Regions from separate parts of the Mus musculus genome. Here region 1 is linked to region 2. The links are chromatin loops, found by intact Hi-C in ENCODE. Cell type or tissue: left cerebral cortex. All regions are shown on one strand. Links, peaks and the distances in the headings refer to the core of each region. The heading gives the core; the rest is flanking DNA.

The links. A loop is a pair of places that touch in the nucleus more often than their neighbours do. Peaks named below come from ENCODE experiments on the same cell type or tissue, not always from the same donor. Only the 100,000 strongest peaks of a DNase experiment are listed, where the experiment ranks them.
Region 1: a loop joins it to region 2, with 7 times the contacts of the local background. A loop is called at or near these places in 6 of 42 quality-filtered maps.

What each region holds. Positions count from the first base shown.
Region 1 is chr2:70,200,676-70,217,042 of GRCm38, forward strand. It overlaps Myo3b (myosin IIIB), which reads left to right. Exons shown (of 35, transcript NM_177376.4): 10 at 16,340-16,367. Among named protein-coding and RNA genes, the nearest start is that of Myo3b, 170 kb to the left of the region's middle. In left cerebral cortex, for the core only: a CTCF peak has its summit at 9,695; DNase peaks (open chromatin) are centred at 7,916, 10,057 and 11,857; H3K27ac peaks cover 1,163 bases.
Region 2 is chr2:70,141,372-70,157,738 of GRCm38, forward strand. All of the region lies in intron 8 of Myo3b (myosin IIIB), which reads left to right. Among named protein-coding and RNA genes, the nearest start is that of Myo3b, 110 kb to the left of the region's middle. In left cerebral cortex, for the core only: a CTCF peak has its summit at 5,803; DNase peaks (open chromatin) are centred at 9,249 and 10,757; H3K27ac peaks cover 1,272 bases.

The DNA.
Region 1 (16,367 bases), core at 5,302-13,301, 59 kb after region 2:
ATGTCTGTGCATGTGTGTGTGTGTGTGTGTGTGCATGTACAGGAGTGTGTGTATGTATATGTGTGCATGTTCAGGTATCTCTGTGTGTGCATGTGTGTATATGTGTTGTGTGTGTATGTGTGCTGATGTGTGTGTGTTTAGTATGTGTACTGTATGCATATGCACTGTGTTGGTCAGTTGTGCTTATCTATATTCCCCATGTTCTCTTTGGATTATGTGTGGTGCTTTCTGGGGCTGGGAAATTTAGAGATTAACAGAAGAGAAACAGAGAAATAATTTTCATGTAGAATCCAGTAAGGTGCCACAGGCTTCCTTGAAGCCACTTGACTTAAGCACCAAAGTAACTGTAATTTAATGTGAAGAGTATAGCAAATTATAATGAACAGCTTTCTGCCTGTATGTCCAAACTCATCCTAAGTTCACATGTTAAAATCTTGTAGCAGAATTTAAGCAATTGCTGAAATGTATGAATGTCTCCTTAATATGCTCCTTATAGAGCAAGGAGACCCCTTGAAACTCTACGTAGCACCATGCTTATAAGTACGTGTCATTATAAATTTATCCAGCAGTAGAATGCATGACACTGGGAACGAACTCTAAGGTAAACTGTGGGGTTTAGGTGATGATGATGTCGGCACACAGGCTCATCAACCGTAATCAAGTACAGCTCTGGTCAGGGATGCTGTCAGTGGGGGAGGCTCTAAGTGTACTGGAGCAGAAGGCAAGATGGCAGAAAGGACTTTCAAACTTGCTGGGACCCTGAAAGTGCTATAATAATAAAGTCTTTGGTAAGATTTAAAAAAGAAAAAAAAGTAGTAGAAAAAAAAAACCCTCCATGCATGTTTCTTCTCTAACTGAAACCGTATGGGAATTTATTGGGAAAATGGGAGCTGGTGGCATTCTGTTATTAGAGTATTTATCATACGGTTATGGAAGGGAGTAATTTATGATCCTTGCTAGCAAAGCCAGATCGATACAGAGATAAATGTCCTTGCCACAATAGAATTTATATCATCCACGTGATAATTGACCACTGTGTCATCTGTTCAATCACTCATCTCATTATCTGATGGAGCCGGTGGAAGGCTAATGTGGGTGTGATTTATTGGTGTACACCAGTGGGAAGCTGTCGGCCCAGCTTACCTGCTACCTGTCCTTGGCAGCACCGAGCATCGTTGTCTACCTCCAGCTGCAGGTGTCCACAGGAAAAAGCCACACTGGGCACCTCTTGTTGAATTAGAAATGACCTTCTCTTCCTTGTACTTGTGGGTTCTATTCCATTTCTGCCCCCAGGGCATAGCAGTCTGCCTAGAGCAGAGGTACCCCAGTAGTTGGCCTAAAGAGAGCTTCTATTGTCACTGATTATCACTTACGGTTTGTGACATAACCATTCCATATCACGGATCCCTGCCTGGCAACAAAAGACGTGGCTTAAAACTCAAAACATGCTACAGTTTGGCAAAAGCCAATCAGAACGATCTATAGGGACCAAAAATGAGAAATGAGACCAAAAGCAGACCAGGAAGCTCACCACTGAGCAAGCTGGGCAGTGTTCGTTCCTCTACAGGGGGGCTGAAAATGATTCCGGCAGCCCCCTCGGTTCTCTCAGCCCCCTGGGAACACTCACTGCCTGCAGTATCTGTGATTTGCCTTGTGAGGGTTAATCAGTGGGCCTATTATTCAGCAAATTAAAGGCTTGGCTGCCAGAGAGTTCCTTTCAGAAAGGATTAGGGTCTCTGATGAGGCTTTGAAGTAATGGATGGAGCTGTTCTGCTAATGGAGGAGGGCTAAGGACTCCCCAGACTCCCCAGGCAGCCGGTGTGGTGTCTTTATTCAGTCCCTTGCCTAAAAAAGAAAGAAATATTTTCTCTTGCAAAAATGTGAGCTTGCATAAGGCACTGGATTGACATGCTGGCAGGTGAGGATACAGGGCACTTCGTTTTGTCGCAAGAGTATGCAGAAGTGTTTCTTAGCTGCTGTGGGTGGCAGGATCCAGAGTAGGGACCATCTCTCCAAACAGTGCCATCAGGAATCAGTGGGGTCTTAGAATTTATTCTCCTTCAAAAGGTTTTGGCTCGGAAGTTGGGCAGGCGACAGGCACAGTGGTGGTGGTCGTCTGTATCCTCAGGACCACTAAGCAAGGAAGCCAGTGGCTGTGCAAAACTCTGATTTGCATAAAACATTGACAACTACCTATTATCTGACAAGACTACCCTCTCTGCCTCCAGGCTTTTCAGCAGCAGTTAGGCTGTTATGGAAACCAGGCTGGTTCATTTCCCCCAATTTCACGTCCATAATAGCCATGGAGCTGGCAATTGGCCAGAGAAATGTTTAGTCCACGTCCGTGTTCACCAAAAGAGCAGGCATTGAAAGAGGAGTGCCCAGTGTGAGTGTTGGTACCACCAGGACCACTGCAGCTGTGCATCATTACTGCTCTCTTTACTGCACTCCCCACCCTCTTTGTGTATTATGTTCTGAAATGCTGGCTGGAGCCTCCGGTGGCCCCTTTTGCAATGGTGTAGAGCTCTGGTCCTTCCCCTCAACTCTCTCCTGTGGAACTCACCATTCTTTTTGAGCTGCATTCTACCCATGGGCTAAATTCTGTCAGGAATCTCCCTTTTATCCTTTGCAATGCTCAGGATGAGTCAGTCTTGGCCTGCCTTTCCTTGACTCCATTGATGCTAGTGGTAGGGCATTGCACTCCATAGGTTGGGAACCCAGAGGCTCAAGCCCGGAAAGGCTCACCAACTCTCTAGTAGAGTTAGCCCCAGATTAAGACCAAGGACCCACAAGCTATGTGGCCATGCTCAGCACAGGACGGTTGAATGCATTACACTGCACACTCACTACTCATTTCTATGGAAAGCCAGAAGAGCGTTTGCTTCAGTCTCACAACCAATGTTCATGGTCTCATTGTAATCCTAGGGGGAGCTGGTCTGCTCACAAATCACAGATTATAAGATATATAGAACAGATGTTTCCTTTTTCACATTGTCTACCAGGAAGCCCAGAGTCAAATGTATGTCCAGCCTTAACAAAGAAAGTCATTCAGTTGGTATTTTCATTCCTATTTTTCTTCCTGAGTTACTCCTTTGCTTTATCATCTTTTCCTTGATTTACATTATTATTATGTTGCCTTATTGCACATTATCTTTATAGATTTAAGCACATGCTTTGCACTTAGTTATTTCTGGAACAAGATAAAGTATTAAAAATCAATCGCGGGCTTAGCTAGGGAAAAGGTAAAGTGAAGGAACTGCTTTGAAACACAGTCTGGTATCGCTCCCAAAGATTACTCAAAAGTTATCATCATTCAACACAGAAAATCCACTCCTAGAAATATGCCCCAAAGAGATGAAGACATGCAACAACGTACAAACCACGTAAGGGAATATTTCTAACAAGCTGCAGATGGGAGCACATGACTGTATGCACATGCTACATGACTGGTAGCACATGACTGTATGTTCAGGAGGTAGAGGCAGGAAGATCACAATTAGAGGCTAGCCTGGGCTACATTATGTATTAAATGCCAGTCTAGTGGGATCCTACTCTCAAAAGCCAACCAAGTAACCAACCACATAAACAATGACATATATTCCTTATACCATTAGTTTTTAATTGTTTAAAAGTAGAAATAACTCAAAGCCTATTCATGGATAAGTGAAGAAAGTGTGACAGCGCCACACAAGGGTGGATTATTTTTAGAAAAGGAATGATGATCTACTAACATCTGCTGTGACTTGTAAGAACCCAGAAGTATGAAACATGGAGGAAGCCAGCCGCATGTATTACAAAATGGAAAATCCACAGAGACTGAGAGTCCATTAGTAATTTCCAGGGATGGGGGTGGTTTAGAAAAGTGGAGAGTGACTGAGAATAAATAAACTACCACTGATTATAGTGATGGTTGTACAACTGTGAACATACTAAAGACCTTTGGATTGTATGTTTCAAATGGTTAAATTGTGTGGATTGTGAGTTATACCTCATTAAAGGTGTTATGGAGTCACTTTTCATAGGGTCAGGCATGAAGACAGACATAAGGGGATCTCTATGAGTTCAAGGCTAGCCTGGTCTACATAGGAGTTCCAGGTTAGGTAGGGTTACACAGTTAGAACTATCTCAAACAAATAAGTCAGAAAAAAAATTCTAGATAGTGACTAGCAGTTGCAAACTCTACAGAGTAGTTTTTGCTGGTTTTCTTACATGTAATCTGTACTTTGTGCTAGGTGTGTGCATTTGACAGTACTACTGGCTTTTAGCAGGATCTGCCATCAGGTTTGGGCTTGGGACTCTCCATGGCATACAAGTTCCCTGTACATTATTTGGTCCGGTGCCCTTGATTCATTAGACAAGCTCAGCGGTTGTTCAGGAGCAGGCGCTGAGCCTGAGAAATAAGGTTGGCTAGCCTGTGCTGCTGTTGTGTCTTTCACTTCATGGACTCCTCCACCCTTGCTGTCTTGAGTTCTGTAATGAGAGTAAAGAGTGGTCAAGAGACTCTGCTGCAAGGAGAGAGAAGGAAAGGTGGCTAAGATCCTGTGTGGCATTAGCTGTCACTGGGACAGGTCCCTTGGGAAGAGAGATAAAAAGAGACTAGGGAAAATGGTAACAGCGAGGACTTGGGGTCCTTTGGGAGGGGTTCCCGTGGATGGTGAAGGTAGAAGATGGATGATTTTTTCCCCCCTATCTTCACAGAGATCTGGTGCTGGTCCATCTGTCAAATTTAAGTTTGCTCAAGAATCCACTAGTGGCTACTTCTACGTTGTTAACCCGTCCCCATGCTCCATAGTTATAACCACGAACTTTCTCTTCTCACATCCTTCGTTCAAGCCACGTCCTTCCTAAAAAGAGCCCCATTCTTACCACCAACTGATTTTCTTCCATGTTGTCAGGTTGTTTCCTAAAGATCTAGTTGCCACCTCTGCTAAACTATCCCAGTGGGGTGTTAAAGTCTTTTCTGCCTTTAACACCCCACTCACTGGTTAAAGGTAGAAAGCTCTGTAGGTCTTCTGGGTCCTGAAAAGCAGTTCCCAGCCAGAATCTCACTGTCACCTGCCTTGGACTGCAGTGTCCAGATCTACTCTTGACCCCTGCATTTGACATCCATGGAATCCACAGGGGACTCCTGAATCCTTCACCTGACTGTCTGTCCCTTGTACTTCCTCCCAGTGCCCACTCTGTCCTTTAAGAACATCACCTCTCATGTGATACACTTGTACCCCAGTTAGAGTTGGGGTTATGGAAGGCCCTAAACTCTTCAGCCTTCAATTACAATTGCTGACACATCTTTTCAGCTACTTGTTTCCAGATTCCATGAAAGCAAGTGTCTGACCCTAGGTACCTCCGTTCTCAGCACGTGGTATAGTGCCCCTTGCAGTAAACACCTACCATACATGTTTATGAATGCACCATGATGTCAGCCTCGCCCATCTCGTCAGCTAATTCATGTGTGTGCGTTGGTATTACCCAGGATGCATGTTTCTTATGGAAGGCCTTGCCTTCACCCTGGGTATTCCTAGGCAAGCCTTTGCCATTGCTGTGCAGTCAGTTTGTCCATGTATTTTAGGGACTGCTTAAGTATTAGCCACTCCTTGCCCTCCTACGTAAAATGCATACAAATGAGAATTATGGATTAAAGTCAGGGCAGAGTGGCAAGCAGGATCAAGGGAAAGAATACAATTCCGATGTCCCTGGGCACTTAAGCCTGCACTAAGAAACCGACCATGACTGTTTGTCAAAATGGAAATTGATTTTTGAGTCAAAGAAATGAGCCAGACAATTCAAAGACAAGAGTACCCAAAAACTTGAACTTGAAAACAACAAGGAGTTTTGCTTTTGCTGAATTGTCAGACCCCCAAAGTCCCCTTTCTCTCAAATGTTGCGAATTCTGCATAAGGGCATCTACTCTCACATAGAGATCATGCTCTCAATAGTAGGAATCCCATAGAAAGCAATGAATTAATTACCAAACTCCTTGAGTTCGACTTGTATAATACTTGACCCAGTTTAGTTAGGTAGGTAATTGATTAGGAGACAGCAGACTTTAACAACAAAGAAAACGCATGTTACAGACCAGTGGTCTCCAGAATTCAGGTGCTATAAATGTGGCCCTAGGAATATGTAGGGCCTCACAGGGGCATCAGGCTGTGAGGGTTTCTGGGCCAAGAGTGGACTGCCTTCTGAGAGGTGAGCACTCAGCATCCTTTCTTTGGTGAAACCATTTTGGAATCAGAACAATTTTCATCTTGGACATGAACCTTCTCCTGTCTTGATCTAGGATTGAACAGTCTTTAGGACTGTAGGAAACTAAATTTCTGTGTATTCTCATTTCTCCATTCTCAAATCTCACCACAGCGGTGCAGAGTGGACTCTGGACTGAGACACTTATGGGGCACTCTTCCTGCTTATCAGCTGCCTTCCATTCAAGCAGTGGCATACAGGACCACTTGGTACAGTGGCTGACCACAGAACCAGCATTTATTGAGCGCTTGCTTTGCAGCGAGCAATGTATAACCATTGCCTTACTTACTCTCTCAACAATCCTGTTATATATAGATAGATATAGATACAGATATAGATGATATAGAGCAATAAATAGCTCAGTGAATCTAAGTAAAGCTTACATATCACCACATAGCTCCAGGAGTGTTGTATTTGTCTTCAATAACTGACTTAACACATACCACTGTCCTAAAAATCTTAAAAAATATGTCATGCTTGGAAGAATAATGAGTTTTGTCACTGAATGTATTATTTAAATGCATCAACAAATTATTTAGAAAGTGCTTTGCCTATGTGGGCAAATGTTCCCAGAAGGCGTTGACTAGAAAGGCTTATTGACTGATTATATGTCATCAATAACTGTGGAGGGTTGGAATGTTTCAGGTCTGGCTAGGGCCCGGTTACAAGTTATCTTGCTTTGTTTTGTTTTTTGACCCTGGCTGTCCTGGAATTTGCTTTGTGGATCAGACTGGCCTTGAACTCAAGAGATCTACTCACCTCTGCTTCCTGAGTGCTGAGATCAAAGGCATGTGCTTCCACTGCCCAGCTATCTTGGTTCTTTAACAGCCGTCATCCCTGTGTGAGTGACTAACATCCTTGTGGCCATCAGTGAAACCTTTTGGAATGCATTAACTTAATAGACCACTAGGTCTCCTCAACACCAAAACTAATGTCACTGGATAGCATCTGAGGCCTACAGAAAAGTCCCTTCCCCTCTTTGTTGGCTACCTGATGCCTCCCTCAATATATTTGAAAGGCATCTTGACTTATGATTTTTGTTTCGTTATTATAAAACTTCATGGAACTATTACCACATTGGAACATGGGATTTAGAGAAATTTGAGTCTGTGTTCTGGGCCATGGTCACTCATATTTGACTTCAGGACAAGCCATCTTTTTTCTTTTCTTTAAGGTGAGAGCTGTGTCTCTTAAAAATGAATTTGGCAGCTTCTGGATGATCTTGCCCCGACTCTCATATTTTCTATAATCTCCATCTTGTGGAGTTAGCTACCACATCTATCTCCAGTGCTTCTTATCTCCCTGGGCTGGTGAAGCAAATCTTTCTTTAATTTTCACCTTAAGTAAAGACCTCTAAAGGAAGCCATGGTTGGCATCTGATCTTCTGGTCAAGTCTGGTGGATCTTTTGCCAATTCCTGCCATTGCAAAGACCCAAGAGGCTTTGGTGAAGGAGCTGCAAGAGACCTTAGCTGTGCCAAGCAATGGTGTTGATAGCTGCTCCACTGTCCCCTGAGTGAACAGTCCCAGGATCCAGTTCTCCAAGGATGATCGTGCCTTTTCTAGCCCTTTGAACTGGAGGTTGGTATTTGAAAACAGACTAAGAACCTTATGTTTTAGTTGCTATGGTAATGAAATGAGGTAATGGCTTGTGATTTTTGATGCCCTGACTACATCTCATGAGGTGATGACTCAGACAGTAAAGAACTTTCTGTGCAAGCAGGAGGGCTTAAATTCATATCCAAGCAAAACTGGGCACAGCACTACTACACTCCCATAATCTGAGTGCTGGAGTCATGAAGACAAGAGAAACCTCTAGGTCTTGTTGGCCCTTGGGTCAGCCTAGCTGAATCCATGAGCTCTAGATTTGGTGGGTTTGAGAGCTTCTAAGGAAGATGCTTGACTTTGACCCCCACATGCACGTTCATTTGCACACAGATATGCACGTCATATGTACACACATTCACATCATCTGTAGACTACACAATATGAAAAAAATGTCAGTGTAATTGGAAAATGCCTTTCATAAAACCCCCTGCTAAGGTAGTAAGAAACATGGTAACTAAGGACCTGTCCTTACTTACTTACAGGTTACTGCCCTGAAAATGATCTAAGCCCTAGAATACAAAAATTGGGAGATATTTGGGTGAGATAGTTCAGTGAGTAGAGATACTTGCTGTCTGAGTCTGTTGGCCTGCGTTCAGTCCCTCCCTGGGACCCAAATAGTGCACGCACACACTAATGATAATAAATAATAAATTGAATTTGTAAGTTTTTTTTTTTTTTTTGAGATCTTCCTTGGCTGTCACTACATCCAGCAGAGACCATGCTTGTAATAATACATCCATTACAGAAGGTGGCAGTGTCATCAGCAATAGTTAAGCAGCCACCTCCCTCAGCAGGCCTTTCGATGGCTTTTTCTTGGACACACTTCTGCTTACTTGTAATTGGCACCCCCACCCAGCTGTTGGCTGGCCTGCTATAGGCAGGCTCTCCCTCATTTAACACTTTCAGATGGCTCCTCAGGCCTCTCCCAGATGGATTCTGTCTGTTATCTGTCTATGATAGTGTCTCCCATTGGGGGAGGGGGCAGCGTTTCCTTAGACAAATGGTGCTTGAGGATCTCAGATTTGTTTGTTTGTTTGTTTTTTGGTTTTTCAAGACAGGGTTTCTCTGTATAGCCCTGGCTGTCCTGAAAAATCACTCTGTAGATCAGGCTGGCCTCGAACTCAGAAATTCGCCTGCCTCTGCCTCCCAAGTGCTGGGATCAAAGGCGTGTGCCAACTTCCCACAATGCTGTGCTGTCTTAGTCAGCATTCTATTGCTGAGAAGAGATGCCATGACCAAAGGCAACATTTCTAAGAGAAAGCGTTTAATTGGCTTACAGTTTCAGGGAGTTCACCCTTCATCATCATAGCGGGGAACTTGGTGGCATGCAGGCAAGCTTGGTGCTGGAGAAGCAGCAAGGAGCTCTGCATCTGGATCCTTAGGTAGCCTTAGGGCCTGGCTTGGGCTCTTAAAACCTCAAAGCCCGCCTTCAGTAATGTACTTCCTCAACAAGGCCACACCTCCTAATCCTTCTCAGGGAGTGCCACTCCCTGGTGACTAAGCATTTAATATATGAGCCAAGGGGCCATTCTTATGCAAACCATTGCATTTGCTCTTTCTATCTCCTGACTGCTGTACAGACTCTATTCTCATTACAGATTTGCTTCAGAGGGAGATTACTCCCCCCCCCACCCCCCTCCCCCCACCCCCCCGGTTTGAAGCACCCCTCCTGCCTTCTCAGAGCTTTTACCCTTTAGCAGACACAAACCCTTCCACTCAGATTGAAATCTGCACAGTTGCCTGGCTGAGTTTGCTGCCATGTATCTTATTGACTTGGTTCACCTCTTCACTCCAGGCATGAGGTTAGCGTGTAATTCCAGGTCTCAACAGTAGAACCTCAACACATCAATGTAATGTGGCTAAATACTCTAGCACACAGAAAGGGGGCTGTTCACTAAATTCATATAAGCGATAAGCAATGCCATATCCTCCCTCAAACCCCTAACCTTCCCTCCCCCAGCATTAGTCACTGTGGGAAAATGCCTATTGCTGTCAGTCTTGTTTTCCAGAATGGAAATTTTCTTCCAAGTCAGAGCACCATGTGCTCTGCAGCTTAGCCTGTAATTACCATATCCGCAGGAGGATTTTCTCCTCTTGCCAGTCAGGCTTCTGTGTGACAGTGATAGGAGCCTCATGGCGTTAAGTTAAAGTGAGTCACCAGGCAGGGAAATGTTTGGTCGGATCAACAGCAGTTGGGTGTCCTGTACCAATGGGGACACGTAATCTAAGGAGCAAGCCTTAAGAAGGCAGCAGACAGTATGAGAGACAAAATATAGACAAAGACGTGAGAGGAGATGAAAATCGTGGGTTTTGACGTAGCATGGCCCCACTGTGTGGGAGAGGATTGCCTTCTTCTTGGTTTTTCTTTTTTTCCCAAGCTCATTGGTATTTTTAGTTCTTGCTTTTTCAGCTGCGCTATATCAAGTGGGTTTATTCAAGGGTATATCTTGATTGTTGGTAAATGGTTTCCCTGTTCAGGCATCCGGGAGTTTGGTCCTGAAATGTCAGGTGACAGGGACAGCTGCATCCTTAGGACATCGCGCACACACACACACACACACACACACACACACACACACACACACACACGCGCGCGTGCGCGTGCGCGCACATGCACCCAACCCCCATGCCTGGCTTCCCAGTGTCACAGCCCAACATCGTTTGCATCTTGCTTTCTGCCTATTTGGGCTTACTGCAAATACCAGCAACAGCCTGCGTTTAATGTGGGACCACAAATGAATTCTGAGTATTAATCTTCAGCAGAGAAAACATGATGGAAAGAACTAGAATTTCAAATCAGGTGCTGAATTGAATTCCTTCAAGGCTGCAGCCCGCTTCATTTTTCTTCTGGTGGGTTTTCCTATCATATTCAAACTGTCTACTGTGGCCTTGTAAATCTGGGGCCTCTCACTGTTCAGGCTATAAATACAATTTTATTATACTTTGCTTTGGGTCCCTCACCACAGAAAAAACACATCTAAACCTACTTTTTTTTTTTAAGAGATTAAAAAAGCACAGCAGTGGAAGGAAGATTTTACCTGGGATTTTTTAGTTTCCCCAAAGTCGGCCCATGCTCAATCTTATTTTTTCCTTAAGTAAAGGATTCTGAGAAGAACTGACTTGGGCCGAGCAGTGTCCCAGTTTGAGAAACTGTCTTCTATGGAAGTAATAGCTTATGAATGTCCCAGATACAGGGACAGTTAGGGACTTGCGGATCTTGCCTTGGTCTTCTATGGGGAGGACTCATCTCTGACCTTGTTCTAAAAACACAGCACTTATCAGAGTTTACAACAGAATTTCCAAGATGGTATCTGTGGTGTGTGGTTCACTGACAGCAGGGACACAGGGAAGAAAAGAAGGAAAAAAAAAGGGTCTATGGCCAAGTAAGCTTGGAGACATTGACTCAAACAAAATTAAGTCATTTTTAAAAATTCTTAATGCTCATTAAAAACAAAACAAAACAAAACAACAAAAAAAAACACAACTTCTTTAGGGGCTGGAGAGATGGCTAAGAGGTTAAGAGCACTGACTGCTCTTCCAAAGGTCCTGAGTTCAATTCCCTGCACCCACATGGTGGCTCATAACCATCTGTAACAGGATCTGATGTCCTCTTCTGGTGTGTCTGAAGAGAGCAAGAATGTACTCACATACCTAAAACAAACAAACAAACAAACAAACAAATAAATATTAAAACAAATAAACTTTAATGTATTCAAACACATCATGAAACCCCAAACTTACATGTTTTAGAAGATCACTAATGTTTCCCAAACTTTATTTACCAGGAAGCCATTTCTCTTTCTTCTTTCAGTCTCTCCCCCTCCCCCCTTAACAGAATACCAGCCATGACTAGCACTTTACCCAACTTACCTAACACACTGGCTGGTGCCCATGTCCCAGGTCAGCGATCCATGCATTTCATCCCTGCTTAAGCCCTGCGTTGGCTTAACAAATAATCTTGAAATGAGTAAGCATATTCGATTTTCTTAATCTCCCGTGTTTGTGAACTCGCTTGTGAGAAGTGTACAGAAGCTGTCTGGGGTTCCTGCCCACTCTGTTAGTCAGTTTTGTCTTCATTCACTAACTGTCTGCTTGAAAATGATGAGCTGAAAATCTTGATCTTGAAGAGTAGGACATCACTCTTCAAAATCACTAATGATTATTCAAAAACAATAATGATTATTGCTTGGTTAGAGTTGGTAAACAGATGAAGGGCAATAACTGCCCTTAGGCATAAAATGATTATTAATGTTCTATACGTATTAATTAATGCTGGAAATAAATACGGCAGCAGTCACTCCTTAACCAGCTAGCTCCCCAAATAACCACCCAGAGACCTTTTAATATTTCAAAGCTTAGGCCTTAACTGGGCAGACACTCAACTAGCTTGCCCAAGTTAACCTGACCATCTAGCCCTGTGGCTAGCTATACCTTTCAGGCCTCTCATAGCTCCTGGATAAAGGGCCTTCCTTTTCTTCCCAGAGTTCCTTTCTCTCTCCCAGGAAGTCCCACCTTCTACTTCCTGCCCTGCGAATTGGACGTCAGATTTTTATTAAAGGCAATCAGATCAGGCCTTAGGTAGGTGAGGAACTTCACATAGCATGCCTCAACACTTAGGCATTCAAAAGCGGCAGCTTGCAAGGTGAAAGAGTTCTGACTACACTTCTTATCTAGTGCCAAATGCTATACTAATTGCTCTGTTTTCCCCCAATTAGAAATGCCTTCTGCCTCCTCTCCATCAACCTAGCTCTTTCTACTTCCCTCAAGTCTGGCTTAGGTCTTGCCAGCTCCAGGAAGTCTTCCTTGACTAGAGGTTTCTAACAATATACCCCCTGACCATATTGCATGGCACACAATAGCTTTGCCATTTTTAACAAGACAGAGTATAAAGGGTTCTTCTGTGGGAGTTGGCCCAGGGCCTCATCACTGATGGGCTGATCTCAGGTTCTTCACATTGGAAAAAAAAGATTAGCATAAAAAAAAAATCTTGTCCAGGTGTCATGGTGCAGACCTGTAGTCCATGCATTCTGGAAGGTGAGGCTGGAGGGTTGACAGCTTGGAGGCTTGGGTTGTATCATGGACTTAAGAAAGAGAGAGAGAGAGAGAGAGAGAGAGAGAGAGAGAGAGAGAGAGAGAAAGAGAGAGAGAAGGATAAGAAAAGAAAACCCACATAAAAGGAAGTGGGGCTTAAGAAGATGGTTTGTGTTTGGTGAAGTTCCTGCTTGAAAGACATGAGGACCCAAGTTCGAATCCCCAGAATGGTGTAAAAATGGATACACAGCAAACATCCAGAGCTGGACCAGTGGTAGGATAGGAAAGGTTGGAGTCTGTCTAGCCAGTCAGCTCTAGGTTCACAGAGAGACCTGTTTCCAAAAATCAGATAAAGAGCAACTGAAGAAGGCACCTAAGGTTGACCTCTGACCTCCATATTCACATCCTTGTGCACACATGAACATACACATGCATATGTACACACACACACACACACACACACATAGAAAATCATGATCCTTATGGCTCTCATGTAGTCCAGGCTGACCCAGAAGTGAATATCATTCTGAAAATGACCTTGAACTTGTAATCCTCTTGTTCACCTCCCAAGGCAAGCACAGCCTTGTCCAGTGTTGTTTTCCTATTATTTGTTTTCTGCCTGGGTACATAAGCAAACACCAGTTTTCACGGTTTTCTGTTTCTCTGGTCCTTTCATCTTTCCAATTAAATTTACTATCAATGCTTGAGGATAAATATCATAATTGTTCATGCGTTAGTTTATTTCATCTAATTCTGGTGCGGCATAATAAGTATTTGCTCAGTAAATAGAATGAGACGATGCCCCGTTATCTAGTAGACAGAGCCTTTGCATCTGTGTGTCAATATCATAACAATTCCCTTTCAGACTTGTGTGCTGCCTCCATGAGAACGAGATGTGGAGGGGTGTTTGTGAATTAAGGCTACGTTCTCAAGGTCTTCTTGTCCTTCCCCTAAAAATCCTCCCTGTGCAGCTGGAGGTGGCATCGTGCTGTTTAGCATTCCTCCCAGGCACGCTCAGCTTCTCTCCTGTTGATCCCGTGGTGTGCAGTACCACCCACTCCAGTCTTACTGAGAAGACTAACTAACTCATCATCTTCCCGGATGTCTCGCCCATCACTGTAGCTTATTTGGGTCGCCACAGGAACAGACTCATGTGTTACAATCTTCCTCACCTGATTCTTTCTCTTTGATATTCATGCATTTTTCTCTTACCCACTCTGTGATTTAAAGCCAGACCCTCTCCAACACAGCAGATGATCTTGTCACTTGTTAGAAGACTTCCTTCGCCTATACATGCTAACATCGTGTGACAGATAGATATCCTACCTTTAACTGCTTCCCATTCCACTAGGGACATGATTTCTAAGGCTACCCAAAAGACTCTGTCTGCAGGCTTCTTCTGACGGCCTCCCCTGAAAGTCTGTCCCAAGGAGGAAGGTTAGAGGTACACTCTGCTCGTTTCCCATTTCACACGCCGTGGAGTTTTTCATGCTGTCACAGACTGCATTTGGCTTTGCTCCTGAGTCTGTGTGTTGAAGCCTTGGTAACAGTTACCTGGCAAGGAAAGCATGCCTATTTTATCATTTCCTTTCTTCCTCTTAAAAAACAAACAAACAACATATTTGTATGTGGTATGTGTATGCATGTGTATGTATGTGTGTGTGTGTGTGTGTATTTATGTGCATATAAAGTGCTGGCTGAGGCCAGAAGAGGATGTTAGATCCCTTGGAGCTGGAGTTATAGGCAGTGGTGAGCCATCGTATCTGCATGCTGAAATCAGATCTTGGGTTCTCTGTAAGAACAGTAATCGTTGAGCCCTTGGGTGGATCCTGGACTTACCAACACCATTCTCATTCCTTCTGAGGATCCAGATCTATCTGTCTCCATCAGCCCTCAAGGGACACATGGCTACTTTATTTTAGGGGTTTTTATGGTCCACACTTAAGTCAGAAGGGAAGAAATCACCAGGGTTACCAATCAGATAGCCCTCTTGAGTTCCTTCTTTTCTGGGCAAGCAGTGACATAAATGTGTTTTCCTTTGGCAGTAGTTACACGGACCCATGAATAAACATGCGATCCAGGGAAGATTGCTCATGGGAAGACAACAGCAATCTTTTGTGAGCCCCTGTGCCTGATTTTGTATTGTTGCTAGGAAAAATTATAGGCTATACAAACCACCCTGGACCTATAAAAGTCAAATGATTGATTTCTCCCCATGGCAAGGTGGAGGTGGTATTTATAGTCTTGCGGCCATCAGTCTGGAGATACTCTAGGCGTCGCTGGCCTTTCTAGCTGCAAGCTCCGGTTCTAGGAGCCCCCAAGGCAAGGCATCCACCAATAGACTGACGGGGGAACGGGAATGTTACAGAATATTCTTCAGGACTAGAAGGTGAGGGAAAGCCATTTTGAAGTGAAAACTAAAAGCTCCCTGTGTATCTGACAACTGGGGATTGCTGTGAAGAATTGGGCTTAAATGCTCTGTCAAAGGTGCTCAGAGGCTGCTAACTTTCCTACAGCCTGCCAAGGCTTTGGGTTGCTGCTGCCATGCTACTGAGGGACAAACCACAGCTGTTGATGGCATGGAGTGGGCAGAAGGTCATTCTGTGCTTATCCTGAGCCTCCTGTGTCAGCTGAAAGATGTTGCAGCTTCCTCCTCTGATGCAGGGCAGCTACTCGGGATAGAAAGGCAATGGTGGTTGGAGCGGTTTTCATCAGATCCCATTTCACTAGGGATTTCCGTGTGTGGAGTTGTTGTTTTCTATGGATGATAGGTCATTTAGTCCTAATGAGAAAGCCGTTCCGCTGGGGTGGCTCTAACCAATCCACTGCAGAGGGGCTCAAACAGATCCCGACTTTTACCGTTTTGCATGGACTTTCTGCTCCCCACTTTGTATAATCCTATAGCAATTCACCAGAACTACAGTGCCAGTCATCTTCAGTTCTGAGACCTTTCTGTTCTCTCAGAAAACACTAGAAGCCAGTGGCCGCACGCTTCTCTGTTGCTTGCAGGTTCCTTTCTCTCTTTGTAAGCTTCTAAATGCATCCCCCAGGCCCTCCACTCCACCGAGTTAGAGCAACTCCTATAAAAGGGTTAGTAGAGGTGATACGTCACAGTTCTATAGGTTCCTAAGATAAACTCCCTTCTCTTAAAAATGCTTTCCTAAGTAGTCTACTTTTCCAGTGTTTCAAATATTTCACAGTAAATTGAGAGTAAAAAAAGAATTGAGTTTTTAATATTTACTTACAACAGTCTAAAGTAGATTTCTGATGGTTTAACTGATTCAATTCATTGAATTTTTCTACTTTCTGATACATATTTCAAAGGAAAGAGCTGCACGGGGCTAATGATCACGTTCATTACCAAGCCTTCTTCCCTCCTCTCTCCTATATTATATTCCCAGGGACAGAGAGTGTCTAATGTTACACTTTAGAATTATTTGTTGTTTTTTTGTGAAACAGGTGTCTTATTAAAGATTTTGAAAAGCGG
Region 2 (16,367 bases), core at 5,323-13,322:
GCACACATTTCCTCTCGACAAAATGGAATCCTATAGGTAGCTCATAAATCTCTTGAATAGGGCCCTCTGGTGCATACGGATATAGATAAATCACACAGAGAGGACGGTGAACCATGAAATGATTCTGTTAGCATGTCATCTGTCTAGAATATATTTTCAAATCTCCAGCAGAAGGGTCCAAACTGTGGAGGGAGGTGCCCTAACAGAGTTAGTGTCTCTACACAGAACTTCCTCACCTCCTCCATCTGCTGCCTCAGTCTATGTGTGGTACCCTTCTGGGGGACAGAACACATCTGATGGGAGTCATCTGCCAGTGTAACAGGTGACAGAGACAGAATGTCCTGAAGTCTGTTTTCCTAAAACATGCATACACCATTTTTACTTCTCTGATCTTCTGAAGGATTTTTTTAACATTCTAATAGTCCACAATGAGAATTAAAATCACAAAGGAATCAAAATTTTTGCTCTGTGCCCAGTGAGATTTATAAACTTTCTCAGAAATGACTTTGCCTTCAAGTTGCTTTGAATGAAGTCTTAGAATGTGAGGTAGGGACTTAGTGACAGTGACCTGTGCTGCTTCAATGTGGAGCTGCTTCAATATAAAGCAATGAGAACATAGATTTATGTATCGGGGACCTTGTAGGTGCCACCTGACTGGACAGGTAGTTTTGTTTCTTTCATTTTATCTCTTGTCCCAAGTGTGTGTGACGTCATTGTTTCTAAGTGAAGGTGAAAGAGAATCTGAATTTTGGGCTTGCCCTATAGTTCCTGGGCTATTACAGTGACTTTCAGAGATTGGTCTCTGAACCAATAGAGTCTGCCCCTCTTGAATTTATGCTAGGAAAATCAAATGTCTTAGCCTAGCACAGTGGCTCAATCCTGTAAGGCCCAACACTGAGGAGGCAGAAGCAGGAGGATAAAGAATTTTAGATCAACCTAGCTACCTAGTGAACTCCAGAGCAACCCAGGGTATAGTGTGAGACCCTGACTCAGTGACAACAACAACAACAACAAACAACCAACAACAAGAACAAAAAGAATGCAAAGCAGAACATAAAGAAAAGAAAACCCTATTGACGTGACGAATCAGAACCTCTGTGAGTAGGAGCTGGTGCTCTGTGGGCACCTTCTTCCCTCATGATTGAGAGTACTGCGCAGTGTAGTCCCTCATCAGTCCCAGTTAACCATCAGTGTCCCCCACTAGTCTCTGCCCTTCAAGAGGCGACCTTTCCCATCCATTCTCCATCACTCTTGATCTTAATGAAACTCCAACTTCATCTCATCGCCAGTAGAACATTTAGACGTACCACGAAGCCCGTGTTCCTCCACTTACTGTGCTCATCCATATGGAAGGCTGATACAGTGGACCACATAATGATGGGGTGTAGGTGGGAACCAGTAGGAGAGAGGGTATTAAGCAAATGGTTCACTCCTCTTTCTCTCACTATAGGTGGGGTTGGTGTGATGTATCCAGTTCCCTTTGAGACTTACTGTACTTGGCATCTGAGATGTAAGATCAGGAGGGCCAGGACTGAAAAGGGCCTGTAGCAAGGATCCAAAGAATCCTGCTTTTTTTTTTTTTTTTTTTTTTTTTTTTTTTGTAGGTCTGAAGGCTGCTTGGAGCTGAGGCAAAGGGATTCTCACAGCAGTTCTCAGCCTTCCTACGACTTCCTGTTACAATAGGTTATGCTGATCTCCAAACATAAAATTATTTTTATTGCTACTCTATTCATGTAGTTTTGCTACTGTTATGAATTGTAAATCTGAGATGTGATCGTCAAAGGTGTCTTGACCATCAGGTTGAAAACTGCTACTCTAAATTAAGCCCATTTTGTTAAAGAAAACATGCAGTAGATGGAGTTCAAAGCCCCAGCTAATAATTAAGGATTACTGAACCTGGAGCAACCCTTCTGCACATTTCTTTAGGGACTGGAGGTAAAAATGGCATTTGAGAATTCTGGAACCCAGAGTCGCTGCTGTACATTATCCTAACAGGTCACACATCTTTTCTCAAATCCCAGCATGGCCCATGATTGCCTGCAGGTAGAAATCCAGATTCCATTCTCTAGCCTCTAGTCCACCACAGTCTTCTTTTCTTTTGATTCTGTCCAGATGCCTTTGACTCTCCAGCCATATGAAGTAAAGCTCCCTACACAAAGCATGCCTGTTTAGTTCTTCCTGTTATACACTATATACACTGCACACACTGCATATACTGCACACACTATGTACACTGCTCAAACTGCATACACTGCACTACTGTACATGATACACTGTATATACGTTATATACTGCATACACTGCTCACACTGTATACACTATATATACACTGCACACACTGCACACACTGCACACATTGCACAGATTGTACATACTTCACCACAGTACATGCCACACACTGTACATGCTGCACACATTGTATACACTGCACACACTGTATACACTGCATGCACTGCTCACACTGCATATGCTGTACACACTGTATTCACTGCTCACACTGTATATATTGCACACACTCTATACACTGCATACACTGCATATGCTGTATACACTGCTCACACTATATACACTGCACACACTATATGCACTGCACCACTGTACATGTCACACACCATATATAGTGCACATAGTGTATACACTGTATAGACAGCATACACTGCACACACTGTATACACTGTACGCATTGTACACATTGTATATGGTGCATATACTGTATATATTGCACACACTCTATATACTGCATATACTGCATGCATTGTATACACGGTCTCTTCAGTCTGCGATCCACACCTCTCCCTGCTGTCATCCACTCTACCTCTCACAATTACCCCTGGGATGCTGCCGCTGTCCTCACGATGACTGTCCTTCAGAGCCTAGTTTCCGGGCCACCTCCTCTGTGAGATTCTCTTTAATCCTCTGAAACAGGATGAGGCATATTTGTGCACAAAACCCTTTTTGAAACAATTGTCTGGCCCACTGAAAAGTCAGACATTGCCATAATCAAAATGACCCCAATTTTCTAGGCCTCATAAACCTGCTTTAATGGAGGTGGGCGAGGCAGCTGGCAAAGTCACAGATCTTGTTGGTAAGCCAACAAACCTGCTTAGATCTGGAGATTTTGACTGAAAGAGTGAGCCAATTAGTGCTTGTGACCTGAAGAGTTTGCTCTGAGATGGTCATAGTAGATATCAGTCAATATGGATAAGTAGAGAAACTAAAGAGCCAAGAGGGATGAGGGAGGGAGGGTAAGAAGACTTTAGGAACTAGTGAGATAATAATGGCCACAGAGATAATCCTGCATCCTGGCTTCCTCTTTATCCTCCCAGCCTTGTTTACTTGAGGCCTGTCTGAATGTAACTCTGTTTTATTATATATCAGTTTACAAGTAAAATGCTTTAAAGAGCCTTTTTGATATATTGGAAATTGAGTCTATGGCCTTGCATGTGCTATGCATGGGCTATACCTTTGAATTTTCCCCCTGACTTGTGTTTTATTTTCCATTTTAGTATTTCATGAAGTTGCCCAGGATAGCTTTGAACTCACTCCATAGCCCCAACAGACCCTGAACTTGTAGGTTGCCTGACTTAGCTTCCCAAATATCTGGCCCTACAGCCCTGTGCTGCTGGGCCATGTTGAATAAGACTCCTTTTACTTAGGTTTTTTGAGGCAGGTTTCTTTCAGTGTAACCAGGAGAGCTTTGCCCAGCACACCCCTTAGGGCTTTCTGAGGGAAGATCCAGGCACCTGCTATTCTCAGTTGGGTACAGCCAGGTTTAGCAGGCACTGCAGTGATTTGTGGATACCGGAGCAACCAGGAAGTTACGCTGTAGAATCAGAACTGGAAAGGCAAACGGAGTGTCTTGATATACATGGGTAATTCCAGTACTGGGGATTGGGAGCGGGAGCTGAGGCGACAGGGTTAGAGTCTGAGGCCAGCCTGGGCTATGTAGTGTGTTCAAAACCAGCTCAGGCCTATATTCAAAGACCTTATCGAAAAGCAAGTAGAAAGCCCAATATCTCTGAAAGGCATGGGTGCCTTGGGGGTTGACTACAGAGAGGCCAGGACAACTGTTGGAAGTGACAGGTATGTTTTAGGTCTTGATTCTGGTTGCAGTTACATAACTGTGTATGTTTGTCAAAATTCATAGACCTCTATATCTAAAAAGGATTTGAAAAGGTGATTTTTAAAAAACCATATTAAATTATGACTCAATAGACATGCCCTCAAAAGAAATCAATTTAAGAAGAAAGCAGAGTAAAGTAAGATTTTCTTTATAACATTGTCTTAGTCAGGTTTCTATTACTCTGATGAACACCATGACCGAAGTCACCTAGGGGAGAAAAGGGTTCATGTGGCTTTCATGGCCTCCATGTCACAGTCCATCCATGAAGAAAGCCAAGGCAAGAGCTTAAACCTGGCAGAAATTTGGAGGCAGAAAATGAGGCAGAGGCCATAGAGGAATGCTTCTTATTGGCTTGCTTTGCATAGATTGCTCAGTTTGCTTTTATTTTCTTTTTTAGACTTCTTTATTTTATTATTTTAGGTGTATGAGTGTTTGCCTGCATGTATGTATGTATGTGCATCACGTGAGTGTCCGGTTCCTGAGGCGGTGAGAGGAAGGCATCATATTCACTGGAACTGGGGTTGCATATAGCCAGTTGTGAGCTGCCTTCTGGAAGCTGGGAATTGAACCTTGCTCCTCTGCAAAAGCAATCAGTGCTCTCAACCACTGAGTAAACTCTCCAGCTCTCAGTTTGCTTATATATATGTATATATATATGTATACCAGCACCCCCAGGACCATCTGCCCACAGTGATCTGACCCCCCTCCCAATCATTAATCAAGAAAATGCCCCTAGACTTGTTCACTGGACAGTGATTAGGCCTTTATCTCAACTGAAGTTCCCTCCTCCTAGATGTCCCTGGTTTATGTCAAGTTGACAAAACAAGCAAGCAAGCAAGTAAACAAACAAACAGACAAACAAAACTTACCAGCACAAAGACTCTCAACACTTTCAAATGCAAAGCTTCACCCAGTATTCCCTTTTCAAGTCGTATGACCTTAACAGTGTGGATGCTGACTGTAGGAAATGGTATGCTTTTTGCTGTGATTGGTGTTCAAAATGTCGCCAGGTATCCTCTACTTTCTGGTTCCACGTACATAAAGTCAAAAATTGTGTTCAAAAGACATCTGCACTCTTGAGCTTCGTTTTCTGCAAGGCCAGCAATGAATGTTACCATTTAACCATTAGCTTTTTGATTGGAGAGCTTTAAACAGTATTGACTATGTTGTGCTAAAGAGGCATTTCCCAGACTTAAATGCTGGTCTGTAGGATGTTTAAACAGTCTGAAACCAACAACAGCCAGCTTAGGAAGGTTGCTAGGATCAAATGCCTTTGGGATACCCTAGTTTAAATAATATAAATAGGCCTGGTGGACTTCTGAAGTCTAAGACAGCATTGCCATTCACCCAGTTTCTAGGTGCTCTCTCTTTCTCTCCCACATCCTCACACTGAATCTTGAGTTAATGCTATCATTTCTGTTACTGTGACTTATTTCATTTTGTCAGTGTCCTAAACGCTATGTGGTTGGATTCAGTTTTTAATTTATTCTAGAAAGACACAAAACTAGGGTCCTTTGGACGCCTCGTTTGTGTTTGCGCCAACTGACCCATATATTGGTATCCTGGTCAGCTTTTCATCAGCTTGACACAACAACCTAGAGCCACGTGGAAAGAAGAAACCTCACCTGAGCAACTAGCCCCGCCAGCCTGGCCTGTGGGCAAGCCTGCCTGACATTTTCTTATTTAACGCGAGAGGGCGCAGTGCCTTGTGGGTCGTGCTACCCCCAGGCTGGTGGCCCTGGATGATGTAAGAAAGCAAGCCATGAGGAAGAAGCTAGTCCAAGGTGTCCCTCTGTGGCTTCATCCTCAGTTCCTGCCTCCAGGTCCCTGCCCTGACTTCCTTCGATGAGGGAGCATGTTGTGGAAATGAAAACTGAAATAAGCCCCTCCCCTCCAGTTGCTTCCGGTCCTGGTGCTTTATCACGGCAATAGAAACCCTAACCAAGACAATTAACTACACACCAACTCTTCTTGCTACTGAAGTGCAGTGGTCCCAGTGCATACCTATTTATTTAGCCATTGACTTAAAAAGTAAATCTCTGGAACTTATAAAGGAGACATGTTGTCAGGGCACAGATGGCTTTATTGCTCTCTGGGTTGACTTCTGAAACTCGTTTCTTTACTAAGGAACTCTTTTATCCTTTACGGAGGATACATAGAAGATGTTTTCATGGTTGATAATAGTGTTTCTGCTTTGGTAGCATAGGAAAAATATAGAGCAGAAGCAAACGGCCCAGTGCCTCTGCGTATAGCTACAGCACACGCAATTATAGTGGATGTGGGTCTTTAAATATTCTGTCCTTTATGCTTCTCTTTAATGGTAGAAGTTTGTAAACTTCACTAAATCTAAGCTGCTGTCCTCTCTGCAGTAACCGAGTGGCTTTGGCTTGCCTCTCTGCAGTGCTGTATTTTTCCATGCTGCCAGTGACATTTCTCAGAAGGGATCATTCATAGATCACTCATGAATCTTGTGCTACAGAGTGATATTCAAGCTAGACAAATAAGTAGAGTGCTGTTGTGGGTCTCCCACCAGTCTACACTGCCACCCAGGGAGGCTTACAGCCATGATGGGTTGTCTGGAAACCAACATGGGGTCAAATCACAAGTGAATTAATTCCAGCATGGCCCATTGAAGTGGCACACAAACGGGTCATTTAGAGCACTTTGCAGCAACGTGACTGGACCTGCTATTCATAGGCCACTTCTTCAAAAAACCCAAAATGTACTAAGTCAGGTGTCATGAGGCCCTAAAGAGCAATTCTGCAAAATTTGTATGCTTACTGACAGTCCAAGAGCTCCCAAAGTAGAGTTTGGTAAACGAGAAAACATGAAATATAATATGTCAAACCCTGGGGCTTAAGAATCCTGCCATCTAAATTATACAGTTAGGTGTTATAACTAGGCTGTAAATTTGTGGTCAAGCACATTTTGACCAATTAGTGGAAGCACAAAAGTAAATCCTTACATCTTTATTAGAGCCAGGAATGATGGCTGCCATAGAGGCAGGTGGAAACACTGAAAATTCAGTCCTCACAGGTAGACAGAAAGCCTGTCCAGTACAACCAGTTACCGTTCTTGTAAACATAATCCTTTGATCTCTACTCCCATTGGGAGATTCGATATTCTACCTAAATGTCACCAGCAGCAAAGGAATCAGGGCCCCGTGGGGCTGAAGGACACTTTTTATTTTGCAGTTTATTCTCTGACTTAGATTATTATTCTCACTTCTGGTTTCAATATATTCCAGGCTAAAGGAGCAGGGATTATTTAGTGAGCTCCCCTCCCCCAGGTGTGGGCTCTTGTATGGACTATTGGTGAATGGGCCCCAATCATGAATGTTATCATTCAGATCCAATTGGTCAGTTGGCTGGCTCTGTTTTACTTTAGTGGAAAATGACAAGGTCAGTGTTGGGAGACTGTCGTCAAATTGCTGCAGCACTAGGGCTTCCAGGACACCTCTCCCTTCCCCTCCTCCCACCCCTCCCCCCCTCAGCAAGTGAGCGTGAGAAAGGTGGAATGTGAACTTCGGGGCTCCAGCTGCACCTCCAAGCCAGGTTTGAAGGACTCAGGCTCTTGTCTAGAGGTTGTGACTATTCATTAACTCATCGCTCCGTGTCCTCGGAGTGTAATGCAGGCTTTCCCAAGAAACTGGACCATCTTGGTGTCTTTCACTAACCACAGCTGTGGCCGTCTCATAGGCCATACTAAAAATCACTGGATCAAAAGCCACGAATTGCTGGTTTTCCAAGAATCTTGAAGTTTGCAAACTGTAAAATGGCGGGGAGTGGCTCGGGAGATCACACCGGGCGCTTTGCTGCCTTTGCAAATGAAAGGAGGTCAGAGGGAAAGCTGCCCTTTAAGAATGGCTGTTGTATGCTGATTATGGGGTGGATCCCTGGATATGGCAGTCTCTACATGGTCCATCCTTTAGGGATCCACCCCATAATCAGCATCCAAACGCTGACACCATTGCATACACTAGCAAGATTTTATTGAAAGGACCCAGATGTAGCTGTCTCTTGTGAGACTATGCCGGGGCCTAGCAAACACAGAAGTGGATGCTCACAGTCAGCTAATGGATGGATCATAGGGCTCCCAATGGAGGAGCTAGAGAAAGTAGCCAAGGAGCTAAAGGGATCTGCAACCCTATAGGTGGAACAACATTATGAACTAACCAGTACCCCGGAGCTCTTGACTCTAGCTGCATATATATCAAAAGATGGCCTAGTCGGCCATCACTGGAAAGAGAGGCCCATTGGATTTGCAAACTTTATATGCCCCAGTACAGGGGAACACCAGGGCCAAAAAGGGGGAGTGGGTGGGCAGGGGAGTGGGGGTGGGTGGATATGGGGGACTTTTGGTATAGCATTGGAAATGTAAATGAGTTAAATACCTAATAAAAAATGGAAAAAAAAAACAGAAAAAAAAAAAAAAAAGAATGGCTGTTGTAGGAAGCCTCTTTGGGGCTGGCAATTTAAATATAATTGTGTTGGGGGACTAGAAATTTCTTCTTCTCATGTAAACTGAAAATTAAAACTCAATAAAGTAAATATTGCCCCGGAGTATTTTCCAGAGACTAAAAGCTTTGGGGGGGGGGGGGTCCCACCATCAACAGTTAGCTGTAGTGATCAGCTGCTTTCTAAGCAGAATGGATCCACAAATATTCTACAGTCTGCTGCCCCTCCCCCAGACGCCAGCATTCTAGGTAAAATGTATTCCAGAAGAAAATTTCCTGGTATGTCTAATACAAGCTAACTTTTCTCTATATTAGCGTTTTCAAATTATGTTTGTATCTAGAATAGGTTAAGAGAGAGGCATTTTCAATCCCCATTTATCTCTGTAATTATTCCAAGTCCCCGAGAGTTCTCAAATGGTTTATTAGCTAGATTTGGAGAGAATAACTGCAGTATTAAGCTTTTTTTTTTTTTTTTTTTTTTGCTCCATAGTGGGCTTCCAGTGCACAGAGCATTACAATTATTTGGAGACAATCTGTAGTCTTGGAGACAAAATGGCAGTAGTGACATCAGCAGCAATTATGTGTAATTTTTACCCGCAGTTTATCACCAAGGTAACCAGAGTAGGTTTCCCTGCTTGCAATTTTAAGAATGTCATCGTCCTAAATGCAGCCAGGATGTAGGAACAGATTATGCTCAGAATCCCTTCTCCTCTCCATCCCATTTCCCTTACGCAACAGCCCTTTGGAATCCAGATAGCGCAGATCTATTTTTTGCAACAGCTTTGGTTTTTTGAAGCTATTAAGAATGATTTCAAATGCCCTCAGTATGAAAGTGAAAGAGTATTTGTCATAGTGTTTAGATTGTGTGATGCTCCTTCTTGGTAGACTCTCTTCTTTGCTTTGAGCAGCAGTCATGGGGCGGAGCCTCAGCAATGGAAGGGAGACAGAAGAAAGTCATTTGGTCCTTCATAAATCACACTGCCTGGATCACTCCTAAAACTAACTTCCCTAAGGCTATGGGGCAGTCTTGTTATTTTGTTTTGTTTTGTTTGTTTGTTTGTTTTTGTGGTGCTGAGCCAAACCGTGGGCCTTGAGCATGTTAGGCCAGCTCTCTACAATTGAATTACAACCCCAGCCCCTCACAGGCAATACATTGTTTAAAGGTTTATTTATTACATATATATGTTCCTGGTGCCCAGGGAAGACACAAGAAGGGTTGGATCCCCTGGGACTGTAGTTACAGGCTTCTGTGAGGTATTGGAGATTGAAACCGGGTCTTATGTCCGTCTTTCTAGCCTCTCTAGCAGTGATCTTTTCAGGCTTTCAATTGCCTGAAATTTTCAGGACAGTGCTCTGTGCAGAAGTAAATGTCAGAAGGCTGGTGGCAGGCAATGGTGGTCCTAAATGGAAAATGACAGGTACAGAGGCACATTGCATTTAGAGTCTCAGGTTGTCCTGGCTCGGTTGTACTGTCTGAGTGGATGAAGAAGCAAGTATGTGAAGACAGAGATGCTCAAAGGTTCAGCTGTGCATCTGGGCAATGCTGCAGCAGTATCCATGAAACAAAGACCATAATGATGGCTCCTTGTTGGTCCAGAGTGGAAAAAGTTCTGTGCCATATATCTATCCTAAGTCCATGAGGGAAGTAATTGAACAGTTGTTCTAACCTAGAAATAAGCAAGAATTCATTTAGGAGTCAGTGGAAAGTATGTAATGGTGACAGTTGTGATGTATATGTCTATGCCTACTATGAGTGTATACACTGTGTGTATGTGTCCACTGTGAATAAAAAGACTGTGTGTCTGTGTCTACTGTGAGTGCATATACTGTGTGTCTGTGTCTACTGTGAGTGCATATACTGTGTGTCTGTGTCTACTGTGAGTGGATATACTGTGTTTATGTGTCTACTGTGAATGCATACACTGTGTGTATATGTCAACTGTGAATGCATCAACTGTGTATATGTGTCTACTTGGCACACAGAGAAATAGAGCCACCCTGCCTCCAGCCCTTTCCTTATCTTTATTCTGAGACACGATCTTACGAAGTTGTCCAGGCTGTCCTTGAATTCACTGTGCTGGACTACAGTGTTATGATTGGCCTGAGTTATGATTTTTCTGTCTCAGTCTCCAGACATGCACAAGGATTCCCCTGGAGGGGGTCCTGACTCAGAAGTACAACAGCTGTGCCAACATACTCAGTCAACACCAACGTACATTCCAAAGAGGTTTGGGGTGGGAGCTTCATTACTATACAGGGAGATCTTGTATACTCTGGACTTCACTTTTTTTCTGGGTTGCAAATATCTTCTCTCAAGCTGTATCCTGTCTTCTAATGTGGTAATGTGAATGCCTTTAAGGGTTGGACTGTCAAGTTCCCCATTGCTTTTGTCTTTGATTTTGCTTTTCCTACTGTAGAAGTCATTATCTAGGTCAAAGTTTTTCTGCAAGCATTAAGATTTTGGTTCTCTTATTGAAGGTCTAGTTCATTTACAATTTAAAAATATATATAATGCAAGGAATAAGTCTAAGTATTTTAAATATATAAATATAAATAAGTTGTTGTAATATTATTTATTGACTCTGTAAACTAACCCAGTGATGCCAGGTCTTCTATATGATCTAGCTTTTACTTATATGTAGGTCTTTTTCCTGTCCTTGTATTTAGTTCCATTGCCTTTACAGATCCAGTGGGAATATCACACAATTTAAAATATTATGCTTAAATAATAGTTCTTGGTAATGTAAAACGAGTTATTTTTAATCAGCCAAATTATGGAGTGCGGGCCACGTTTGAGGACAGGAGAGCAGAGCTTCCAGAGTGGAGTGTCAGTGACTCTGAGGACAGGCTGTGTCCTTCCATTGCTCTCTTACTGAACTGCCTCAGATCATAGCTCTTGGTTGCTCTGTTGATGAAGAGCCTCTTAGTACTGATGACCCTGAGGCTCGAGGCATGAACAAGTGCTGATGGTTCTACACTGGCCGTGGATCTTGCTGGGTCAGTACGAGGACAAGTGGCCTTTACTGTGGCTGCACTCTGGTATCTAGGGTGTTTCCCATTTGTGCCTAGGCAAGTCGAAGTCTTCCTCTTCCTCCTCCTCCCACAAATTATGGCTTTTTTGCCCATTTAGTTTTTCATATGAAATTAAGAAACAGTGTATAAAATTCTATCTTACTGTGAGTCTGTTTGGAATTACATACAGGGTAACTGGGTCATTAAACTTCTTTACTATATAAAACTTTCCACAAATCAAAATGGCACAGGCTTCCTTCAGTTGTTCTCTATTTATGTCCTTCGGTTTGAATTTTTACTTCCTTTATTGAAAAAAAAAATGCACATTAGAAAACTTAATTTAATAGATAATTTTTGTTACCACTGTCATAAGTGGTGGTTTTGCCCATTGATTCTAAAATGTTCATACAGTGTGTTATGTGGAAAAGGCCAGGGTAGCAGGCTCTGCTCACTTGTCATCTCATGAGAACGATTCTCTGGCATTTGATGGTAATACTGTTTGAGGCAATGAGGTAATATACAGTGCTACGGGGCTGGTCTTACAGGTTCGTCTCTCTGTAATCTCCAAGGTGCTGTCTATTTTTCCCAAGTTCCCCTTCCGGTCTTCCAGCCAGCAGTTTGGGAGTTTGTTTGCTTTGCTTTGCTACACACTTTCCACATCTGCCTCAGAGCAGTCTAGGAACAAATGGTTGGAGATAGAGAGAAAATAGCAGAGTTTGCCTCACCTTTGATGCACAGAGCTTCTGAGAACCCCCTGGAGCGCTAAGGCAGAGGGCAGTCTGGAAACCCATTTTTTTGCTTCTCACTCTGAACCATGAATTTCTTCTAGAACTTTGTTGCTCACGACAGTGTCCGTTTCTGGGATCAGGCTGCTTGACAGCAGGATGGGGGTCGTGGAGAGGAAGAAATAAATACATCGTTGTTTAAGGGCTACTTGGATTTTATTCTGTCTCCTACAGTCCCGAGTCTTTCCAAAGTTCTTTTTGCTGTATCACCCCCCAAAGTTTGTACCTGTGTTGATTAGGGGAGTAAGGTGGAATGAATTTCCTTCATTTTGCCTAGAAACAAGGCCCCTTGGCCTTCAAATAAATGGTTTTTGGTTCAATCAATCCTGTTATTTCTTTGTTTCTACTTCATTAACTTTTATGCGTAGTAAAATTTCCTGCATGCTCTTTTCCTTAAGCGACTTGTGATTCTTCTGCCTGTGACTCCAACCTTATGTAGAAGACAGCTCAATCATTCTCCTTTGCCCCATATATACATAGAGATAACATACTATCAAACTACAACTAAAAGCTGATTTCAACTGTGTTTATTTTTGGTGCAAGTCTGTTCTGTGAGGCTCCCCGTTTCCATTATCATACTTACTCCTGACCGACAGTGTTAGCCTTGCTCTTTCAAACAGACGGTTTGCTATAATTTTTTTTTTGAAAGTTGAATTTTGTTGTGGCCACACACTGAGGTTTATGCTAATTCAATTTCACACTGTTTATTGTGACCCAGTCCATACTCAGTTTCTGAAGAAGGAAGTTTCATGGGTGCTTGAAAGAGTCGTGGATCCTTTAATGATGAATGGCAAGGTCTGGCATATCACTCATGGCTCCCGATAAATACCACTTGTAAGATGGCATCTGAGGTAGAAGGTCTTTCCAAGGAGGATTTTTGGCCTTCAAGTTCTTACCCTCATAAGCAGAGTGTTGGATGCTGTGTGGATGAAGAGTGTGAATGTAAAGTTTAGCTGAAAGACTCGGTAATCGTGAAAAGAAAGACAGACACTGTTGCAAGGTGCAGTAGGTGGTCAAAACCTGTCCACGTGGAAGCTGGAATTGAAATCTGAATTTTGGTTTGATGTTACTTGTCTATCCGTGCTGGCGGCTGGGGGTACAGACCCACCCAGTGAGCCAATGTGTCTATCCGTGCTGGCGGCTGGGAGTACAGACCCACCCAGTGAGCCAATGTAAGAAGAGTGCTCAGATGGACTCTTCAGAAGGAATTGCTTAGTTTTCTCCACATCAAAGCAGTGAGTGACGAGTCTCTTTATCTGGGGATTGGAAACTACAGAATGACTTGCTGTGGGCTTAGGAGGTGGCTGCTGTCCTGATCAAATATGCCACAGGACACAGCCTGTAACAGTGTGAGAGTTGTTGTGGGCCATGAGCCCACCAAACCCTTTCATGAGTTCCTCCCCTTCATGTATTCAGTGTGATTACTCATAGGAAGTAGCCTTGGAGGACAGTCACAAGAAGATGACAGCACAGCTTCATCAACCTTCATTTACCATCCACTGTGACCCAGGCACCTCAATAGGGGCTGGACCAAAAAACTTCACCTTAGAAAAAGATTCTTTTCCTACTACCTGACCATATTTTATAGACATGGGAAACAGACACACACACCAAATTGCTGCCACCAACGTCTGAGAATGTGTGGGCGTTCTCCGTATACCTTTTTTAGAATGAATTGAGCTAAATTATAGCTTCCCGTTCGTAAAACAGTGGTAGTCTAAAGCTGTGGCGTGCAAAATTCAGACATTGCCATAGTAACTCTGTTTTTCCCAGGAAGTAATTGAAAAAGGCACTTTTACAAAAATAGAATATTGATGTTCATATCTATAAAGGAATTAATTTACTGACTTATAGAGAGGAAAGAAGAGAGATGAGCTGCTGGCTGCATTTTAATGTGGTTGCGATTATCCCCAGGGTGGCAGGCAGCCTGCACTTGTTCTTTTATTTTTGCAGCAAAGAGCACTTTTCTTTTCAGCTTGGTTTATGTATAGAAATCGTCTCCAGAAATATAGAGTGTAATAAGGAATTAGCAAGCACACTTAGTAAAACACTGAAAAGCTCCAATTTGTTTCTTGCCATTATCAATTTGATGAATGTTAAAATTGCTTGCAGGAGAGTTAATCGCCTCTCTTGATGGGCGCAGTGGTAGGTCAGCAGGGATAGCTGAGAATAGACTTAGCATTTAGGGAACACCGGCCTGTCACGGGTACCATCATGAAACCAAAGAACAAGTGGAGAGAAGACATTTAGGACAGGAAGTAATGATAACTGTGTCCTGCTGGTATTATTCAGAGGGTGTTATAGTTTCAGTTAAGGCTTATGTATGTGTGCATTTATATGTGTATATTTATATGCATACATATGTATACATATGTGTGTATACATATGTATACACACATACATAAATATACACACATGTATATGACCATATATTCCAAGGATGTTTCTCTGGAAAATTCTTCTAATTAGAGTTTTCTGATTAATCAATTAATTAAAAAACTAATTGACAATTGGATCCTAGCTGGCCAATGGATGATCCTAATGACACATCTCAGATGCTGGACTATTAGGCCTTGTGGCAGGGAAAGGGATGAGAGCCCGAGGGTGGCTTACTAAGATTCCATCCAGAGCACATCTCTGGGAGGAAGTAAGACTAATGTGGCTCTCCCCTCAGGGCTGTTTCCATCTTAACAAGACAGATAATTTCTTCAGCAAGCCATTCAACATGTAAGGATAAAATAGGAAGCATAGAGAACTTGGCCTGGGAGCTGTGGGTGGGTGGTGCTGACAGGCTGCCCCGTGCTCTCCTACTGTGTGCCTGGGATGGTGTTTCTCAGGCTTGGACCCACTATGCTCTTATCAGTTATGTCTGTGTTGTCCATCGTGGATATGAGTTCACAGGGGAAGGAAGGGATGGTGCCATGACTGCATCTGGAGCCAGAGGTCTGGAGAGATCCTGAAAGGAGGAGAGAGTGGTAAATGCTTGCCTGGTTGAGGAAGCAAACAGACCTGTGGAGGAAGACTCACACTTCATCTTTGATGGGTGTGCTCCTTCCTGTTGCTTCTCTGTGACTGTGGTCCTCAAAAGAACCTACCGGAAAATTTCTTTTTTCCAGCCCCCCCCCCCCCAAAAAAAAGACACATAAAGAATGAGCATTTAGTGGATACTTGCTAATGTGCCTCTTGCTACTCTGGGTACTTTATATGATGCTATGCAGCCAATCTCTTCAAACACCCTGGGAGGGTGGTGTGAATACCCCCAGTTGAGAAGACACCTGAGGCCAAAGAGTAACTCAATTTGTTTGTCTTTCTGTGTGTATGAGATAGACATATGTGCACAAGTGTGGGGTGCTCTTGTATACCAGGGTGCATGAGGGTACATGTGGGGGTTAGCTATTGTCATTCTCAATCACTTCTCGGTCTTATTTGTCTCACTGAACCTGGAGCTCGTCATTTGGCTAGACTGGCTGTTCAGCACCTTCTCTAGATGTTCTTGGCACCCTCCCTGCCTTCCCCAGGCTATGGTTACAGCTGTGTGTGCTCATGCCTGGCTTTCACAGGGTGCTTGGGGACCTAGCGCAGGTCCTCATGCTTGTACAAACTCTCTGCTCATGGGAGAAGTAGCTCGAGCCCCTTGCTTATTTATTTCTTGAGATAAGCCTTAAGCTGGCCTCGAACTCACAGTGGTCATTGTCAGTCTACTTAGTTTGGGGTGTGTGGGTGCATCACCATGCTTAGGGTTAGAAAGTAACTTGACTAAGATTTTGGAACCAGAATATGACAGAACCAGAGTTAGAAATCTAACATTCTAGCTTCCATTTTCCTCTGTTTTCCCAGAGATTGGGACCCAAAAATCTTTTAATTGTGAGCAAGGGCATTGAAGTGAAAACTCAAGTTTTAGATCACAGGGATGTTTATGTAGAGTCTTTGACAAGATCAAAAACCCCTAAGCAGCTCTTGCTGAGTATCAGAAAATGTTCATGCTTACGGT